Regions from separate parts of the Homo sapiens genome. Here region 1 is linked to region 2. The links are chromatin loops, found by intact Hi-C in ENCODE. Cell type or tissue: dorsolateral prefrontal cortex. All regions are shown on one strand. Links, peaks and the distances in the headings refer to the core of each region. The heading gives the core; the rest is flanking DNA.

What was found. A loop is a pair of places that touch in the nucleus more often than their neighbours do. Peaks named below come from ENCODE experiments on the same cell type or tissue, not always from the same donor. Only the 100,000 strongest peaks of a DNase experiment are listed, where the experiment ranks them.
Region 1: it touches region 2 in a loop (8-fold over the local background); 7 of 110 quality-filtered maps call a loop at or near these places.

Annotation. Positions count from the first base shown.
Region 1 is chr11:40,288,441-40,299,045 of GRCh38, forward strand. The region is part of intron 4 of LRRC4C (leucine rich repeat containing 4C); the gene reads right to left. Among named protein-coding and RNA genes, the nearest start is that of LRRC4C, 1.2 Mb to the right of the region's middle. In dorsolateral prefrontal cortex, for the core only: a CTCF peak has its summit at 5,825 (motif pointing left); DNase peaks (open chromatin) are centred at 3,487, 5,005, 5,391, 5,821 and 2 weaker places; H3K4me3 peaks cover 2,691 bases; H3K27ac peaks cover 2,728 bases.
Region 2 is chr11:40,180,789-40,191,393 of GRCh38, forward strand. The region is part of intron 5 of LRRC4C (leucine rich repeat containing 4C); the gene reads right to left. Among named protein-coding and RNA genes, the nearest start is that of LRRC4C, 1.3 Mb to the right of the region's middle. In dorsolateral prefrontal cortex, for the core only: no CTCF peak of the experiment used is centred there; DNase peaks (open chromatin) are centred at 5,793 and 6,243; H3K4me3 peaks cover 1,602 bases; H3K27ac peaks cover 5,000 bases.

The DNA.
Region 1 (10,605 bases), core at 3,279-8,278, 110 kb after region 2:
TATCATCCACAGATGAGACATTAAGAATAACAATTACTACAGTAGAACTCCTTTTCTCTTAAGGGGAAAACAGGTCCCTAGAAGAATATTAAGGAAATGGACAGAAAACAGGGCTGCTGCTGTAGAGAATGAAATTATGAGCAATGACCATGACTGCCTGCCTCAGAAAACCACTGGTGTGGGAAGATTTGCACGTGTAAACAATGACGTGTGTGTCTGCATTAAATCTTCCTCATTCTATATATTCTAATGAGTCTTTAGCCTATAACAAAGTAAAGATTTTGTTTAATGAACACAGCATTCATTTTGACTAGAATTGTGAATCCAAATTGTGGTTTTGGAGGGCTTAATATTAGTAATGGAATTTTATACCATATAATTTAAATTATGTAACTGCATAGACATTTGCCTTTATTTTGTACATCCAGGTCCAGACTATGTAATATGTGGCTAAAATGACACACTTAAAATACCAGAAATCTCTTATTCAACTTTTAGACCAAAAACACACACAGCACATTAATTGCATTATTTCCCTGTAAAATTTCATTTAAATATTATTTTTGCTGAGATTTATTTTTCTATACTCTTAGAAGAAAGTCATAATGCACAGTTTCTAGTATGAGGCAGCACTTTATATCTAAAATAATATATTGAGCCAATCTGTCCTGATAAGACCTCAAATGAGGATCCTGGCAACCACTGTAAGGTCAGTTGCACACTCCCTATTTTACATGTATTGGTGCTCGAACTGTTAAAGTGCTTAGCCAGATTGTTATTCATTCTCAGGAAATTAATACACGTTAATCCAAGTATAACCATAACAAACAGCCATCCTTAGAGGGCCTATTATGCTTGCAGCTTTGCATAACACTCCTTTTAAGTCATAAAACAATTCAAAAATTACATATTATAATTCCCACCTCATAGACTAGACAATTGAGAGCCAGGGAAATTAAAAGTATTGTTCAAAGGGCACAGCTACTACATTTGAGGAAGAAGATATTTGAAAACGTAACTTTAAAACTTGTAAAACCCAGTAGCTTTCTGGGCATAGGGTCCTCGGCAGATTCTGGTGGACAACTGCTTACTCACAAATGTCTTTCAGTGGGCACCAACCTGGGCCCTGACACCCACTGATGAAGTAAGTTTCCAGCTCTGTCATGGCCCTAATTCTTTGAAAAGTACATGAACAAATGCAGTGCTTCTTAACCAATCAGTTTAAAACAAATCAGTACTTAACCAAAATGCAGGGCCAACTCTGACTACTAAACCAAAGGTGTTAACCCCCAGGTGGGCCATAGGTTCCTAACAGTAGAGTTGCTGAAATGATTTGCCAGTATGAAAGATGATGACACCTTAGATGCCCCATTAACTCCAGATTTGCAAATGTTTAAGTGGAGGGGATGGGAGGACACATTTCAGACCAAAATTTTAAACAGATTCTCTCTCTTCACTTCTTTCCCTTTCTCTCTCTTAGGAAAGTTGCATGTATACATTAAGTGTGGAGGGCACAGGGAGGAGGTGACACTATCAAGGAGAGGAATGTGCTTTCAGACCTAATTAGAGCAGCACTGAAGAAATTTTGATGTCAACAAAAGATATATATATATATGTAGAAAATAAAATCTCCTCCAATTGGCAGACCCAACCTAGTTTCAAGGCTGGGGTTCCCATGTGAAGCCAGGAACTCAACTATAAAGTGAAAAAGCATCAAGTACATGTTTTTCCTCTTACTTTCTTTGTCATTGTGCTAAATTCCAGCTGAGCAGGAACTTAATATAACTTGAGTCATTCCATGTCTACAAATGCTGACTTAACTGTGGTAACGTAAAACAAAGCAAATAAGCAAACGAATGCAAAAAAAGTGCAGAGAACTATGAAAATATATGCACAAGCCTATGGGGATTTCAGGGAATAAAACCATCTTGCACAATTATTTTCATAGGTTGGTAAATTTATTGCCTGATCTGTGTTCCAACAGGAAACATGTGCCCAGAAAAATAAATTAGAGAAGTGCTCAGCTGTAGGCTAGTTTAGTTAAGGAGTAATGAAAAGGATAAGAATAGATGATGTGAGTGTAAGAACAGGCTCAGATGCTTTCAGCTGTGTGTTTCTGGTTTATATTATCACCTCTCTAATATAAATCTAACTCTACAGTTCTTTAATGACTCTCTGGGGACCACCACTCACAGGATTAAACACTAAGAAGGGACCCAGGAGAGTGCTGCCTTTCATCTCCTTTGGGATATGTCAGAGTTGTCGATCTTATTTTTTTTTAAATGGTATTCAAGCCAAGGTTACCTAAACTATGCTATAGAAAGGAAAAGAGGAAAGGAAGAGGGAGAGAGGGAGGAAGGGAAGAGAGAAAATGAATGTTGGAGTTTGTAACCCTGGAGGTCTAAACTGGCAGAAGTTTTATTTCAAGCTCTCAGGACCAATGTGCCTTCCTTTGACCCTTACTCATAAAACGGCATCCAAAATACAGGAGTAGCCAGGCTATGTATACCTGTCCAGTTTGGATCCCAAACTGACTTTTGCCTGGCGTTCTGAGGCTTGTGTGAGTCACCTGTCTCATGCTGTTTGGCCATTAATGAAAGAGTTATAGCTTCTCTAGGCCTCAGTTTCCTTTTTTTATTGACTTGAGATCTCTGGAGAGTCTTCTGGCTCGAAAGTTATATGAGTCTATGATTCTGATAGAAGGCCCCAGAGAGGAATAGCGAAGGGGGAAGGGGAAAAGTTCTGTAAAAAAGGCCAGCTCCATGACTTTGGCAGCTATAGGGGAGGAGGGAAGGTGATCCTACAGGCGCTCAGACTTTCTAAGCATTTTCCACCTTCTGCTTTATTTTTTATATTGGCCTCTTTTTCCAAGACAAAGCTGGCACATGAGAAGTATTAGTGCTCAACACAACCTCTTCTTCAGCTGCTTTTTCTAAGTTACCACAGGACACTAGATTTCTTTCTTTTTCTGAGGAGCTGTGAACTGGTGATGTTGGAAAGGTTTCTGGCAAAACCCAAGCCACTGCTCTACAGTCTATACACAGCCTCTCTGTAATCCAAAGAAGTCCTCAGTTAGAAGGGGGTGGAGTTGGAGAGAAGTAGGTCCTCCTTGTTTCATTTTTAGCACTGGTGTGAACCCGGGTAATCTGAAGACCACATCTGGGCATATGTATGCAAGAGTGATTGTGGAAAGTACAGCCACTTCTCTCCACCAGCTTCCTTGCCCAAAAACCCACCCTTTCTCCCTCCACCCACGCACCAGCCAGAAGCCACCCTTCATCGCCTTGGTTTATTGTCATATTTTTGTGTTAATACATTCTGTTGATCTGCAATGTCAGGTTGGATAATGAAATTTAAATTGAGTCCCTTCGATTTCCAATAGCGAAACATTTGTGCATCTAACTCCGGGGCTGACAAACAACTTAAATGCATTCTGGAGTGTCAGTCACACAGCACTGGCACCCGACACTGCAGCGGCTTTCTTGGGGAGCTTTTTTTTTTTTTCCTGGTGAACATTTGCAAAGGCGTCTGCCCAGGATGCAGTCAACCTGCATCCTTATAGCAAACTGGCTTATCAGAGAGCAGAGACTGATGAAGCAAATGCGTGGGCCACCCATTCCCTTATTTTCTGGCCCCCAATAGCCAGTTCTTTAAAAAAAAACACCAAAGGGGGAGAGAGGATAAAGAGACCAAGAACACCAAATTAACTGACATTTTCTTCACCAATAAATAAGAAAATAAGGGTCACTCACTGTATTTCAGACTGATCACAGCAACATCCAGATGGAAATCCAGGTGGTTAAGAACAAGAGAAAACGCATGATCTTGATACCAAAAGGAATAAAAATTAAAAAAAAAGGAGGTTGATGAAGAAAAATCCAACTGCAATTATCCGTCAATTTTAGTCAACATAGGCACAAATCCAACTGTGCTCTGCTGGTTTCTCTCCCCCAATCAATGCCTCAATCTGCCGCGGTCAACTTTTCTTCTCTGAAATTTCTTTGCAGATGTATTATTAATTTCCTCTCCTCTTGTGGGAAATTCAAAAAGAAAAGAAAACACCACCACACCAGTTCTTTACTTTACTAAAAAAGCCCCAAACTTTTCATTCCAAAAATATCTCCTTGGCTCACTTTCTCCTTTATAGAGAAAAATGAACATACTTTTTTCTTTGTGAATCCTCGGTTCTTCATTTCCAATCATCCTTTTTTTTGGGGGGGGGGAGGGGAACAGCTGCTTTAAGATTATTTATTTATGTCAGAACACACCAACCCCCGCGGGTCTAACTCTGGTTTATTTCATTCTTGAATGCTCCCTGTGTGCACATATACACATTTGTGTTAAGATCCAGGGCTCACAAGAAAAAGCTTCGTTCTTCCTTCTCTCTTGCACAATCAGTTTATCCATTGCGTTCGGTTCCAGGAGAAAGCTGCGTCCTGCATCCTTCATTTTTGCAAGGCACCCAACAGCCACCACCACCAAAAAAAAAAGTCTCCTTTTACATGGTCAATTCCTCTCCCCAGCCTCCCCTTCGAAGAATTTGGGGAGCAACTTCCCCCCCACTCTCCATCCTTCCGGCCGGCCCCTTCGCCAAAGATCTGATTAGATTTCTCATCACAACCCAGTGCGCAATTGAATTTTTGATTTCAGCCACCCGGCCAGCCACCTTCCCCTCTCCCCTCCAAACTCCGGTTATATCCTGTCTCCTTCCCTCCACCGCCTCTGCAATTTCATAATCTCACGTTAAATGGAGTGCGGGGGGCGGGGGCGGGGGCGGGGGCGGAGGTAGTGGAGGAAAATTTCAAGGCTCCGTCAGCTGTCAAGAAGAAACCCATTCCTCCCCCCGCTACTTTTTTTTTTTCTTTTTAAGGCTCGGGGTGCCTTTCCTTCCTCTGTCCCCGCCCCCACCCCCAGCACCCGGTCCAGATCCTCCAGGTGTTGCAGAACTCCGCGGTCGGGGCCGGGATCACGGGGGAGACGCAGGATGCGGTCCCTCGCCGGTGGCCCCTGCCAGCCCCCGGGTCCCCTTCTCCTCCATCAGCCGGTAGTGGCTCCGGGAGCGCCGAGGTGATGGAAGTTGAGACTGGGGCTTTTATTTCAAATGGGGAGGGCGAAGTGAGGGGACAGACAGGGTGGTAGGCAAATTAAAAAAAACACACACGAAAAAAGAAAGAAAAAAAGAAAAAGAAGAAAAAAAGAAAAAGGAAGAAAACGGGTAAAAAAAAAATTCCCTAATCGCTGGCTCTTCTCATCCTTCTCAAATGCAACTGCAGCTTTGATCTCATTTCCAGCTGCGTTGGGTACATTTTGGAGCCACAAGTTGGTTCCCGTTGGCGCAGACCTTCCCGATGTCTGCTAGTCCTCTGCGAGGAGACGCGTTCTCGGGAGCGCAGCTGCTCCGCGCCGCCCTTAGCGCCATCGCCCTGGCTCACGGCTCCCTGCGCGGCAGAAACCCCAGTCCCCTTCCATCCACTTCGGTTTGAACTCTCTTCCTCCCCCTCCCTCTGCTCTCTCCCCTCTTTTTCTCCCAAATAAATGCTCTCCCAGCACCGGCGGCAGCTCTTGCCAGCCCAGGCTTTCTCTCGACCAATGCCACGTCCTGACGCTTAGGGTCCTAGCTTCCAAAAGCTCCTTTCGGACTGCAGTCGCCTTCCCTCCTCTGCCCCTCTTTCTTTCCCCTTTTCCTTTCCCTTTCTCTGCTTGTGATCAGTAAAATACAATTACCCAATTACCTCCCATCATCTTAGCACTGATTGGTCAATTGCATTAACACTTGAAGTCAGGGAAGAGGGGATTGGAGCTTCAGAGATGTGGCTCTGCTGCCACCTGGAGGGCAGAGCCAGAACAGCTGAGTCTAAAAGCAACCCCCACGCTGGGAGGTTCAGGCTGTGTGGGAGAAGTCAGTTTTTTCAAAAAGCTTGCCTGTTTTCATCCAGAAATCCAGGAGTTTTGAGCTACAAAGAGGAAGACATTAAAATCAAATCACCACTAAGATTCAAAATTATCACCAAACACACAAAGCTGTTGCTTTCAGGTTGCAGGTTAAGAGCCTCTCCCAGTCAAGCACACTGGTCCCAAGCTGAGGATTAACACAGTACTATTGCTTAGCCGGGCGCGGTGTCTCACGCCTGTAATCCCAGCCCTTTGGGAGGCCAAGGTGGGCGGATCATGAGGTCAGGAGATCGAGACCAACCTGCCCAACATTGTGAAACCCCGTCCCTACTAAAAATACAAAAATTAGCCGGGAGCGATGGCGCGCGTCTGTAATCCCAGCTACTCGGGAGACTGAGGCAGGATAATTGCTTGAACCCGGGAGACGGAGGTTGCAGTGAGCCGAGATTGGGCCATTGCACTCCAGCCTGGGAGACAAGAGCAAGACTCCGTCTCAAATAAATAATAAAAATAAATAAATAAAAAAAAAGAATAGGCTCATCAGAAAGAATCCAGAGTAGCTTAAAAGCTACTCGGGAGGGAGGCTGCGGTCGAGCAGGATAATCTTACCAGGAGGAAGCAACTGTAAAGGCGAGATAGTAGCCTTCAGCCTATGCAGTGTTGCAGTAAATTGGCCTGTTCAGTTTGTACAAGACATCCAGGACAGCTTGACAACTCAATTCCAACATCCCCTGCTCCAGGATGTGGACTTTTCCATTAACTCGTGTTAGAGAAATAGTTGGCACATTTCAAATTCACTGGGTCTCCTTAGAGGGACTGGGCCAACAAAATAATGCTATTAATATTATGTTTACATTGGTTTCTTTCTCCAATGTATAATTTTCATAAGGCCCTTTCAGTTAATCTATGGGCATTCACTTTATGTCATTTATGTATGTAACCTTGAGATAGGAATCAATAAAATTAGGAATGATAATTTAAACAGTACTATATATATATATATGGAATAGATTAAATAAATGTTCCTCTGTTTTGTATGCCCTAAGTGATGATCTTTGCACTGATTTTCTTTATTTTTGAGAGAACAGAATATGTACTTGGTTTAAAAACAGTTTTAAAGAAAGTGAGTAAATCATAACGGAAGGTAGCATCAAACAGAAAGGAGAAAAGATTTATTAAGAGAACATCAGAGACATATCTAAGTTTATACAAAATGCTATTTTTTTCCTCTTCTGTTCCCATTATACTCCACGGTATTTCCTTGTTTGAGTTAAAAAAATTTCATCTGTAATGTTCTTTGCATACTGAGAGCATGCTGTAACGTGCATCTCAGATGTCAGTACATGCAAGAGGAAAGACTTTTCCTTACACATGGATTGTGATTTATTGTAATTTCCCCATCTTTTTGGAGAGCTTTGATGTTATGAATTACATGAAAATGTGAATTTCTCGAGGGTTAATGGCATTGCTTCTATTTTTAAGTGAATGCTGTATTGATTGATTCAAAACACTAGTGGGCAGTTGACTTTAATTTGTGTTTTGAAGCTCTTACCCTTATATGCTAATTATAGTTTATCCACTAATAAACGATTAAAAAGTACATTCACTAGCTGCACTAGATAGCTTCAAAGGAGTCTATCCTCTGATTCTGAAGTAAGCTAGAAGCCATTTGAAATGAAAATTTTCTTTTTAGGGATTTTGACAGCAAAGGAAGGCCAATGATTTGTTTTTTTCAGAGCTGATTATTAGCTCTCTACCAGACATCTTTAATACTATCAGAATGAATTAATCTATTAGGCAAAGCAGCAGGGACAGGTAAGTGCTATTTGGCCAAAATGGAAAAAGGAACAGCTTCTCTTTCCTGTTAACCTTCCCCTTCAGCAGCTACAGTATCTTTACCCACATCATTGACTCATTCACACTATATGACCTTGAATTCGTCACATGGCTTTCATTTTTAGATTTAGATTGAACCAGTCATTATTGAGCATCCATATGGCATGGTTTTTTGTTACACTTTTCTCATATATATCACCTTATTTAGTACTCAAAACAACACCCTGAGAGATTTTGAAGATGGAAAAAATGAAGCTTAAAATCACAAACTTGGTAAATGACACAGCCAAAATTTGAACCCAGATCTACTCAATGCCAGTTCTTCCAGTTTTGCGATAACATTAAGGTTTTGGTAACATGGGGAACAGCTGTATATCAATTATCAGCATGCAGGCTGTCATTTTCTGCCCTGAATGCCAGGCATGAATTTGTAACCCTTTCAGAGGATGGCAATACCACATTTGTCACTGAATGACCTCACCCAAAAAGAATTGGAATAAGTAGTAAACAAGCTAACTGTCATGAAAGTACACATGCAAACCAAATTGTTGCTGAAAAAAAACATAATTATAGATATTTATGCAGTAGAGGTTGCCAGGTACTATTAACAATGACAGAGTATGTGTTCAAGTAAAAATTTCTATAAAAGCTCTTTCAGAAGAAATAATATTACACCACCACCCTTCCCATTAGCCCATCTAGTTACCAAAAGCATGGAGAGGACAAAATGCTTATTGAAATGACATGACTTGGGAGAAGAGGAGGCACAGTGCTAGCATGCTAGATTTGTTCTACGGACATGCAGATTTCTACTTTTGTTCTTCTCTGATTTGTAGATGTGAGACATTAAACAAAACTGTTATCTTATTTCACTGTATGTTCGTGACTATAGCTGGTGTAATCATTAGCAAACAGCAGGGGACAGCATCTTGTAATCAGAAATACAAAATAGCAAATAGAACAAATTCAGTAACTTTGCTTAAAAATAAAAAAGTGAATGTGTCTATTGTGTTTATTAATTGGATTTAACAAGCTGTAGGCAACTCTATTGAAGCACAATACATACTTAAAGTTTGTGTCTTTATGCTGTGTTATAAATCCTGGAAATAAATATTCTCTTTTCACTTCCAATAGTATTACATAGGGACCAGAATATCCTCCGGGATAATCGTATCAAGCTTGCCTGTATAGTCACACGTAATGACATGTGAATTAATTTCATTAAAACAACTTATTTTTTCAAAACTACTTTGAATTTAAAATTCAATACTCAGCAGGAGTTTACTAAACATGTTACATTAGATAATATTCTATAGATATTGTATTTTGGAACTAGATGATATCCTAATAATCCTCTATTCTTTATTTCTTGAAATATAGATAAAAGGTCCTAAAGTCCTAAATACTGATGTGCAAATTTCTGCTTTTTTTTCAAGGTCCCCCGCCGACCCATGATGGCTACTCCTCCACTCAGCCCTCATCCCATATAGTCTTATTTTTTGTTCTCTCATACTTTTTAACATTTGTTTTAATAACTAGCATTTAATGAAAGCTTGCGAGTGCCAAGCCTGTCTCTATGTATGTTACAGATTTCAACTCATGTAATCCTTCCAACAATCTTATGAAGTAGGTGCCATTGATGAAATTGGACTTGAGGTTAAATAAGGGAACCTAGCTAGGAAGTGATAGAGGCAAGATTGTAACTCAGGTTATTTCATCTCAGAGGTTGTGGTTATAATACATATTTCCTACTATTACTTATTGTGATGGATAGAAATGATTTGCTCATGTCTATGTCCCCCCCAACCTCCAAACCATAATTGATTTCACAAGAGCATTGTCTGTATTTCTAATGCTTTGTACACCGTTGAGTGAATAAACGTCTAAGATAATGCTCTTAGGAAATGGAAAGACCTACATTTTTTGGTCTCTTACCGACTATTCTTTTCACTGTGGTGCACAAAATTGTAAAAAGATGAGATACTTGTCATAATTATTAAAATAGAAAAGCTAAGAGAAGATGCCACCAAATAAGATGATTTCAGCAATGAAGTATAACTTTTGAATCAGTTAGCAATGAGTGCATAATAAACCATTTGAAATCTTAATAGCTGAAAACAACAATCATTTATTATTTCTCATGACTCTAAAGGCTGGTCAGAAATTGGTTAAGTGGCTCTTTTTGATCTTTTTGATCTAGTGGCTGAGTTAACTGCTTGCTGATCTAGAATGGTCTCAGCTATAGTCACTGGTGCAACTGGGCTCCACCCCACATGCATCTCTCTCTCTCTTCTTCAGCTTGGACCAAGCATATTTCTTGGCAATGGCAGAAATCCAATAGAGCAAGCAGAAGATCATGAGTACCTTTTCAGGCTTCTGTGTGAATAGTATCAGCTAACTTCCCACTGGCCAAAGAAAATCACTTAGTTGAGCCCATTGTCAGGGAATAGGGCAGGTCATTCCACCTTCAAGGGGAAGTGTATTAGTCTGTTTTCACATTGCTATAAAGATATACCCAAGACAGGCTAATTTATAAAGAAAATAGGTTTAATTGACTCACAGTTCCACATGGCTGGGGAGGCCTCAGGAAACTTACAATTATGGCAGAAGGGGAAGAAGCATGTCTTACATGGTGGCAGGTGGCAGAAAGCTAGCAAGAGCAGGGAAAACTGTCTTACAAAATCAGCAGATCTCCTGAGAACTCATTCACTATTTTGAAAAGAGCATGGGGGGAAATGCTCCCATGATGCAATCACCTCCCATGAGGTCCCTCCCCCAACACATGGCAATTACAATTTGGATTACAATTCAAGATGAGATTTGGGTGGGGATGCAGAGCCAGACCATATCAGGAGGTTACTGCAAAGTTGTATAAAA
Region 2 (10,605 bases), core at 3,465-8,464:
TAGCATATAAGTAAATAGTCATGTACACCTTTGGAGAAAATGATATGCTATATTTTTTGTTTTGTATTTATCATAAAGTCCCCACAGGCTTGAATTTTATAGCTTTAACAGCTGAAGAGTTGAACTGGATCAGAGATAGGCAGCATTTTTCTCTGATAATCACCACAAACAGCATAGAAAGTCCAGTGATGGCATCTAATAGAGACAGTAGTCTTGTTCTGTCACCAAGGTAGGCACAATCTGGAAGGTAATACCCTTTGAGTAATAGTTTAAGATGTTTTGTCGTAATGGTCAGCCTGCAAAACATTCTCTCTGTGCCTCAAACTAAGACGCTTCATTCCCATCACCACAATTCTCTCCAGGAAGGATGAAAATAAGATCTTTCTTCCCTTCCTCCCTCCCATCCTCCTTCCTCCATCTCTCCATGTCTCCCTCCTTTCTCTTCTTCCTCTCCCATTTGAGTACCATGCATAACACCACATATATTTGTTACAAGAAAGAAGATGTGGGAACAAATAAAGAAAGGGAAGAAAAAAAGAGACTGAGGTTTTTTTCCTCCTTTGTCTCCAGTGAGTATGAAGTTAAAACTGTATTTTACATACACTTCACTCAAAGATAAGGCATACTGCAAATAATTCTGTGATTTAGCCTTTTCTGGACTCACCTCTACCCCTCAGGCACATGGGGTACACTACAAATTAGGAAAACAAGGTCAGTGTAGCATTCACATTCAATATAGGCAATGTGCTCTGTGATGGACTTTTCATATAGATGGCAATCATGAAAGTCCTAGAGAGCTATGTAAAACAGGACTTGCTATTTTGGTACACACTGTCTGAGAACTGAGCTAGTTCAGCTTCGTTTGACAGCAACAGAGCAAGATAATGTGGGTAATTGAATAGTTAGCAAATCCATTTCTGGTCCATTCTTACCCAACCATGAGGAGAGAGCTTAATAGGGAGTTAGATGAGAAAGCCAGGGTGGCACTTAAATGAACAATAGAAAAGAGAGACAAGGGAAATGAAGCTTTGCCCATCAGGGCCAGAGCTGGTCACCCAAGCACAGCTTACCCCGGGACTCAGAGTCTGCTCTTCCCTTTGGGTGGCCTCCTATGGCCAATCCCCTTCCCTCTCACATCTCCAAGTGGTGGACACAAAATGAGAGTGATTCAAATATTTATTAATGTGAGGAAATGTAATTATCAGGAAATTTCATTCCTTGATGCTCTCCCTCTCTCTCTTATTAAGAAAGCTAACTGATTCAGAATGAGGTAAACCCAAATGTTCAAATGTATTTCTGCCTATTAATTTGAAAGCACTTAAAATATACTTTGTAAAGTAATAAGTAAAAAGTATTAATAACAACAATAATAATTAAAGTTTATTAAACACTTTCTGCTAAGCACATTACATGCCCAGTCTTATTTAATTTTATCCTTATAACACTATTATGAGATGTGTATTACATCCACCTTCCCTCACTGTGTCTTTCTCTCCTCCCCACTGCCTCAACCATCCTGGCCTAAACTCCCAGATATAAACCTCACATACCACCCTTGCTTAGCACCAAAGGAAACAAACAAGTATAACTTCTGGATTCTTCAGGGTACACATAAACATAAAAAAAGAGTTACTGTATAAAATTTCTGCATCTCTTTATTATCTCAGCATAAGGCTTAGTGCCTTACTTAATTATTTTATGAACTAAATGCCACAGAATAAGTAATTTTCCAAAAACTTCTTATTTTAGAATTGTATGCAGCTCCCAAAAAGTATAAAAATAATTCTAATTGCATGCTAAATGTTCAACGGCAATATTTAAAGAAAAAAGATACACAGCCACATTTACAATATGATACAGATACAGAAATGCACACATGAATACACACAAAAACCTACAAATACACAATTCTCACAATGAAAACATCCCAAATGTCAAATGCATGGAGCTCTAGGTTGACAGGTAATTTGTTCATTTATGTGTTTTTCAGCTTTATCTGTCTTTGTATTTTCAGTTTCCTCCAATTGTATTTGTAGCAAACATATACTGAACTCTTATCATGCATTATTTTAAGATCATTACACGTGTTAACTAATTTAGTTTTCATAATAACGGGAAGAGTTAAGTACTATTATCACTCTCATTTTATGGTTTAAAAAAATGGGGCATAGTGAGGTTAGGAAGCTTGCTAAGCTAGTAGATGGCACAGCAGATATGTGAATCCAGCTGGTTTGGCTTCATTACCTGAGCTATTAACCACTACATATGCTACTGCCTATAAGAATGTAGCTTTATAATTACCAAAAAATAAAGAGATTTTTTAAAAAAATGTACCTTGCAAATTTGGTAACATCCAGGAAAATGTAAGAATGCACATACTGTAGTGAGGGAAGAATGAATTTAATCAAGGCATTTTTTTTTCTCTTTAAAAGTCATCCATTCATTCGATTGCAATGGCTATCAGATAAGCTTCGGGCCACTGAAAGGCAAATTGGACATTAATTTCTTTCATTTGAGTGCTTTTTCCTTTGCAACTACCAATAATGAAATTACCACAGAGTCCCTGTTTGGGGGAAAAAATAACTCAAACGTTTGTTGTTGTTTTCTTTTTTCACATCTCTAGAAACAGACCAAATAGCTGAGCTTACAGATTGCAATGCTCTTCCTGTAACAGTCACCTCACAGAACCTGCTGCCAAAGAGGTGAGAAGACTAGAATCAATCATCAGGAGGCTGACCACTGTTCCGGTGTGTTCTTTCAAGACTTTCAGTTCTACATTGCAGTTTATGGACTGGAAAGTGGCTTCTATAACATGATCAAGCTAGGATAATGATCTCATTATAAAACCAATCAGAAACTCTGTGCAGCTTTTTTTGTTCATTGAAAAGGTTGAGCTAACAAGAGGAAAAAGAAACATGCTGTTTGAAGTGCTTGCATTTTGAAAACGTGAATCTCAGTAAAGGCCAACTTTACATGGTATACCTCCTCAGTCCTTACCCTCTGCCTTACTATCCCTAGCCTGGGGCTAGATCTTAGGCCTTGTGGTTATGCTAGAGGTTGGCTAGTACTCTAAAGGGAGGCTGAATTGAGGATATTAGCAGTACAAGTCAAGGTCCTTGAGAGGGGTCAAGAGTTGAGTGTCAGAGGGTCCTGAAAAAGACAATAATATAAATCATTAACAGAAGACAGAGCTTAGAGTTAAGAATAGAACTGAAACTGAATCACAGCTAGAGCACATCAGTAAAAAGTAAGGAGAAGCAGCAGCAAAAATCAGATGTTAAGCTGGTTGCTTAGCTATGTTTGTGCTATTTGAGTGACGGTACATCTCAATTTCCCTGGGACAGTTCTGGTTTATGACTGTTGTCCACTCAAAGGTGTTCTGAATTGAAAGAGGAATTACATGGGCACAGCAGAAATTGCTGATATGTGTATGTAGAGTATTCAAATTGGCTCATGGGATCAAGAGGGAAGCTGAAGCCCATGTTAGTGGAAATGACTGAGGGGATCTTTAGGAAGAATAATATTAAATATTGAGATTTCAAATAAGTCTCCTTCTAATACAGGGGGCCAGTAAAATCCTTACCACAAATTGTCTCTTTTGAGCGGATTAGAGGGATGAAAATAGAATAAAAAAGGGTTTGTGGTCAATATTTGGATTGATAATAGAAGAAAACAAGGGAATAATCACAGAGAAACCAGGCAAGAATAAGGAAATACCAACAAGTTAGAAATATGGAGCCAGGAGACTTGTAGAAATGAAAACTTCACAAGCATCTGTGGCAGTCTTGGGGAGGTCATTGAATTTCTAACAGTACTCCGAGTGGCGAAGTCTATGAAATCAAATCTCAGTGTTAAGAAAGAAGTCAATCTCGGCTGCTGTCAGAATTTCACTAAAAAATCCACATGCGTCACTTACACCCATTTCTTCACTATCTCGAAAGAAGAGAGGTGAGAATGGCAGATAACTGCATCTCTGGAGGGAGGGAATGCAATCTCACACCCAAGAATCTTGAATTAGAATAAAGAGACTGTCCACCTTCTTTTTAAGAAAGAGTCAATTATCCCCATTTTCCACCTCTTAGGACAGCTTGTGCTCACAGGCTGCCTCCTTTCTGCTGCGCTTCCTGCTACAAATCCCTATTTATCCCAGGAGAGATTGTTTCACACGATAACATTTAAATAAGGTGTGCAAAGTGAGTTTTAAACAAGTTTCATGACAGGTGTAAAACCTTACAAGGGAAACCATCAGTAAGAATCTGTTATCAGCTAACACCTTGGTTGACAGCCAGCTGAGTACAGCAATGGGACACAGTGTGAACACTTTTAGGAGGGGCAGAGTGATATGTTGAAATGGTTAAGCTAACTGCACTTAGCTTTTGGGATGTTTCCATTTTACCTATTGTGTATATACATGTGCTTGTGTGTATTCATTTATAATAACTCTTCTTCAACATCACCCTTTTCTCAAGCAAGCATGGGCCACCTTGACCGTACCTACCCCAAAGACAGAATTACAGGGCTGAAAACCAGGATTTTCAGCCTCCAGGGCTTAATAGAAATTGTAGGCAGCTGTCAACAAGCCTTGATTCAAGAGCCCAAGAAACTCCTCCATTACCACCCCACCCCCAACCACAACCTTTCCCATACAGGGACTGACGCTGCACCATTTGGCCCTTCCTAACATGCTACTATCTCTAGGAGGAGTTGCCACTTATAATTTAGTTAGGCATCTGAAAAGGTGTAATGAAGGAAATTTAGTGAGAAGCATGAGAAGCATGAGAATGGGAACTAAGCTTTGTCAAGCGCCTCCAAAGTGCCAGGCACTGTGCTAGAATTTTTAAATATTTTATATTAAAATAATCATCAATATGTGGCCTATAGTTTCTATAATCCCCATTTTTCAGACAAAGAAAGAGCACGAGAGGGGTGAAGAAACTTGCTCAAGGTAACATAGTTATAAAGTAATGGAGATTAAGTTGGATACCTGAGGTCTTGCATGAGGATGGGAGGAGGAACAGCAGGAGAAGCACTGAGTCCCTGGACGTCTCAGAAAGATGCAACGTCCAGGACCCTGGAATGTTCTTCCCCTGTCCCTCCCCCTTCCCGTGGTTGCTCATTGTCTTCTTTCAGTTCCTTATTGTCCTCACAGGAGCCTTCTCCATCCTCCCAATGCCAAGCAGTATCACTTTCCCCTGTTGTCTCCAATTACCATAGAATCCAATTTACCTCTCCTTAGTACTTCCTGCAATCTGTATTTTGCTTGCTTATTTGTTTATAAGAGAGCTTCTAGGAAGACGGCACCTTGATTGTTTCTTGTTCACTATTCTAGACTCTGGTTCTACCTACAGGAGATGCTCAGCAATAATCTATTGAGTGATTTAATGGGGGAATGAATACATGAATAAATAAACTATCAAAGGCACAAAACAGGGAGTCTACAATGTGGTAGGACTGACTTACCCTGTATCATAATTTTAGTTAATGCTTTTCCCATTTTTCTGAGTGTCTGGGAATTTCTCCTGACTCTCCTGTCTCCCAAATTTAAGCTTTTTATTTTTCCCAGCAAGGATGCCAGGAAGAAGACCGAGACAGATACCCTGGATGGGCAAAAAATAGGACATGACTAAGATGTTCTTCATTCCTCCTCCTCTCTCCTTCCCAGACCAAATCTCTCTGAATTGGATATTGTTGGGGCTGTGAAAAACAAAGCACAAAGCTTTTTCTTACAGTCTCTAGTGCAGCTGGAGGGCTTAGAAACTGGAAAGCCTGTTCTGCATGGTCACACGGATGTATGACGCCTAGTCTATGAGTCTACATCACCTTTATGTCTTCCTCTTCAAAGCCATAGATTACGCAATCTTTGCTCGGCCAGTAGCACAATGACACTAGGCTGTCGGGCTCAGCATAAGTTTACACTAGATCTCTTCGAGTCTGCACAATAAAAGCACATCACTGCCAGGGGAAGGTAGGCTTCCTGAAAGCCTGCCTCTCTCTGACATTTCTGCAGTTACCGGCTCAATAAGGAAGAGATGCTGATGGATGGATTTGGTTTCCCCCTTTAAGCAAATCCTCTCACCCCTGTGCACCCTACCACTTGATCTCTCTGTGTGGCTGGGGCCCCTCTGTCAGGAAGCATTTTGTGCAGGATGCCCTCGGTGGCTTGAGAGTGGCAGGGCTGTGCTGGGGGATGGCAGCAACTGCTGCCACTGACACATTTCAGTCAGGCCATAGCAGGCCTCTGCCAAGCAGGAGAACCAACAAAGGAGCCGCGGCGACTGCCTGGGGCTCAAATCGGATCATCTCTCCCTGCCTGGGAAAAAATAAAATAGAATAAATTTCAACCACTCAGCAGTGGGGGTGGTGGGGGAAGCCTAAGGAAGCCTGAACCCTGACTTCTCTCTTTGCTTTGATAGCTGGCTTCATGCCAAATGCAAAATTACATCTGAACTCTTAACACTGCTCGGGAGCAGCAGAGGCACACTCAGCTGAAGATGAGAATACTTCAAGGTGAAATGCCTTTCGGGAGAAAATTTTCTTTCTTTTTTTTTTTTTTGAGCTGCTGAATCAGTGTTTTTCATAAAAATTTTGGATTGCTGCATTTCTATTGGCTTTGCTCTGTGTGTAAATGTTTGGATTGACAGCTCTCAGAAGGCCTGTTGCAATTCCTTATCAGATAGGGAAAATGGGAACGCTGTCTACCTCCCCTTCTCTGCCCACAGAGGTGCCTCTGATCTTCTCTTGAAAAGGAGCAGCCCAGTTTCAAGCACCACACGATATTGGCACCACTGAGAAAGACCCTGAAGATTAACCAGCCCAGCCATCTGTGGTATACACGCAAGGGCAAAGAGAAGGAAAGGGACTCTGGCAAGTTAGATGTTCTGATCATTTTTCAACTTCCTTTGCCCTCCCAGCAATACACTGCCTCCTTTCTGGAGTAAAATCAGTTCCTCCATCACTAGGTTGGGTAGAGGATTCCAAATGACTTTCATAGATGAGGAGCTTTTACAATCAATACCCTGTAGAGAACAGATGCAACAGACACTCTCACTCCAGAAATCAGCCGTTAGAGGAGAAAAATGCATGGAAGGAGGAAAAGAGAAAGGTGTGTGGGGGTCGGGGAAAGAGAAGGAGAGAGATCCTCTGCTAGCCAGCCAGAAGTAAAAGGGGGTTAGCGGAAGGACAGAGAATATTCAGGGATATTAATTTAAGGGAATTATGTTTAAAGATCTACTGTTTAAGGCCCAGTATAAAATAACTAATTAGATGACTATTTTAAAGTGAAGAATACTGAAGGAAGATAGAAAAACTCTCACCTGAAGCATTAAGAAGACAGTTTTATCAGTAGCAAAATAATGAAGGTGAACTACCAGCCGAAATCAAATGATATTGTTTCTTCAACTGAACCTTGAATTATTTTTCTAAATGCAAAGGTCTTGGTGCCAAGAGCAAAGTGAAATTCTGACTTCCTTTTTGGTCCTACAACCTTAAATTGTGTTTGCAAAATATTTATTCTATTCATCTCTCACATTTCAGTGAATTTCCTTAAACATATGACTACAGAGGACTCATGTGAACACAATATATTTGGCATCAAGTAATGAAATTTTTAGTAAAAATCAGGATGAATGTTTGTTCACAGAGCTCCTATTATCAAAAATACAAAAAGAAATGCAAACTGTTATTATTGAGTTTAAAGGTATTTTACTGTATTGAGTTTGCATCATTTTTCTACCTTGCATGTTTCTACTCATGCATACTTTCATTGTTATCATTTTTATGGTTTCAAAAGGTTTGAACAAAAAGATTTATATCAGAGCAGGGTTTGCTCTGTTCAAAACTGGTGCAGAAGGCAGCAAGGTTCCTTTCTCATGCTCTATAAACCAGGGGGCTACTAACTCCGAATAGGGGGAAAATATTATACAAACACACACACACATGCACACACACATACATCTACATCCAATGCCAAATACAAATTATGGTCCTGATTCCTGGAAAGAGGCTTTAAAGTAGACCTTGATGACATGAAATGAAAAGGATGCAGAAACAGTTGACATAAAAGCTTTCTTTGTGCACACCTATGCAAGTCTTTGATATTCTATTGATTAATAACTTCTTTAAGGAATAAATTTTGGCATTAAATTACCTCAAACAGTCATGGAGGCTTTCATTCAATCTCTTAAGTGTTCTAGCATTAGGGAAAATTTATTATGTAATGGGCAAACACGATTGTGTGTCAACAAAACCAGTCTGTCTGCTGTTTGCCTTTTGGATCTGGGCCAGGCCTTTATTCATACGCTTGGGCTCTAAGATTTAGGTCACCCACCTGAAACTCTAATTTAACGTCATGGTCTTATTTCTTTCTGTTTCTGCTGTGATCTAGTAAATATTTTAAAAATGAGATTTCTTTGTTTCTTTTCCTTTATTTCCCCTTTTAATAGAATCTGCTAGGTTCTTTTTAATGTTTTTTAAAAGCTGTTTCTCAATCATTCTTTTTAAAATTGTTATTACAAATTGGATTTTAAACAACCTCGTTCTATAAATCCTGGTTCTTTACCTCCTAGGGTAAACCATTGTGTTGTGTTTTGGCCTTACATAGATTCCCTAGGACAAAAAAATATAACCTATTTGCTTTGGTTTTATAGTTAGGAAGACCTGGGTTCATACAGCTATTCCGTGGGCCTCAGTTTCTTCAACTGTAGAAAAGCAGCATCATGATCCCTTCTTCGAACCCTTCTATAAAAAGAAGTGAGGTGATAGAAACATAATTAGCAACGGGCTTGGCACTTCACATAGTAGCTACTTGACTTGAAGTCGATTTAAATAACAACCAGAAGAGACACTGGCTAAAAGATCAAACCATAACATAAAAAGAGATGATGAATGTAGTACTTAAGTTTTATTTTACTTAAATAAGGCCTCTATGTGATCATTCGAATATATGTGCCAATTTGAGGGCAGTTATCTTTGGAGGAGGATAAGACTCTGAGAATGAGCATGACGGAAATAGTTTTGACAAGAAAATACAACTTTTAAGGATAACATTGAGCAATGTAGGTTAACTTTTTAAACATACATGCTATCTAAAATGCACCATGTTGTCAATATTATTTATAACAACTAGCCTTTGTTCTACCTGGGAACTGCCTATAGTTACTCAATACAAACTTTTCATAATCACCCACAGAATCACAGCAAATGAGGTTTCTAAAGAGCAGACTATTATAAACAGAAACTTCATATCCAGCAACATTGAAGCAAAGCCAAAGACTCACCTGCTTTTTCTGTTAAAGTGAAAAAAAGCTGCAGTTTTCAGCAGGCTATAAAACCCCATGAGGATGGCAGAGAAGATGCAATAAGAAAATAAGAACTAAACTGAGATTTTGATGAAAATGGGAGAATCTAGAGGCGAGTGAATTTAAGAACTCTGAACCAAGCCAGGCCTTCTTTCTGCTCCATCCAAATACTTTAGATATAGAACTATAATTTGCAACATTGGCTGATCATTAGAAATCTTTTTGGGAGGTTACAGATAAAATAAAATTCTTAGGGTGCCAATGTTGGAGGTGGGGCAAAGAGAATACTGGATGGATTTTTAAAAGCTCCTCCAGAAGATTCTCAGGTTCTGCCAGACTTGGGAACCACTGGCCGAAGGACAAATTATGTCCTCATGCCATCACCAATCAAATCTACCATGCGGTTCCTCTGGCACACAGCTGCACTGCTGAATTCTAGATATGTTTTGATTGGACACAGATGCATTTAATTAGCAGTTTGTGTCATCAATTAGAACATGAACTCGAAAAGTCACCGTCTTGCTTAGATATGCTTTGAACACGAATTTTAATATGTGACAATTCCTGAAGAAATGGGGCTGGGGGGGATTTTAATGAAGTCATTAAAACATAAAATGATTTTACCTGAGGATGCAATCTAGAAAGTAAGGATTTCTTGAATAAGCAAATAGTTATACTCATGTGTCTAGCCTGAGTCAGAGAATCTGGGTGCTACAGAATAAGAAAAAAAGTGATGACAATGATAGAAAATTGGATTTTTATATCATTTTTCTCAACGCATTTTCAAAAGAACCTCCCACCTCCCACCTTCAATTTCCCTGAGGGGAAAGCTTACAGCAAAGGGAGCTTGGGATATTTGCAGATTCAAGAGGTCTTTCATTTGGTCAAAATGTGTTGATTTAGTTTTTTGATCTAGTCAGGGAAAAGGCAGCTACTATTGCTACTACTATTGAATATATTACTTGAGTACTTACTTAGCATTATGCCGAGCACCTCGCACACAACACATCAATCAACCCAGTATTTAATTTTACAAATGAGGAAACAGGAGCTCAGGAAAATGGCCCCATGTGATGGGAACCAAAATCTGAACCTAGGTTAATGTGACTCCAAGGCCAGCTGCTTGACCACCTCTCATAAACAGCACCACCAACACTAAGAATAAAAAAGACCCAGGTTTGAATGACTTCACCAAGGAATTACTTTCCTGTTTCATTTTCTCAAATTGTATTCTACTTTCAAAATACTGTAGATGTTTCACCTTCTCCAGTCCACACTCTAAGCACACATTTATCCTGCACTCTAAACA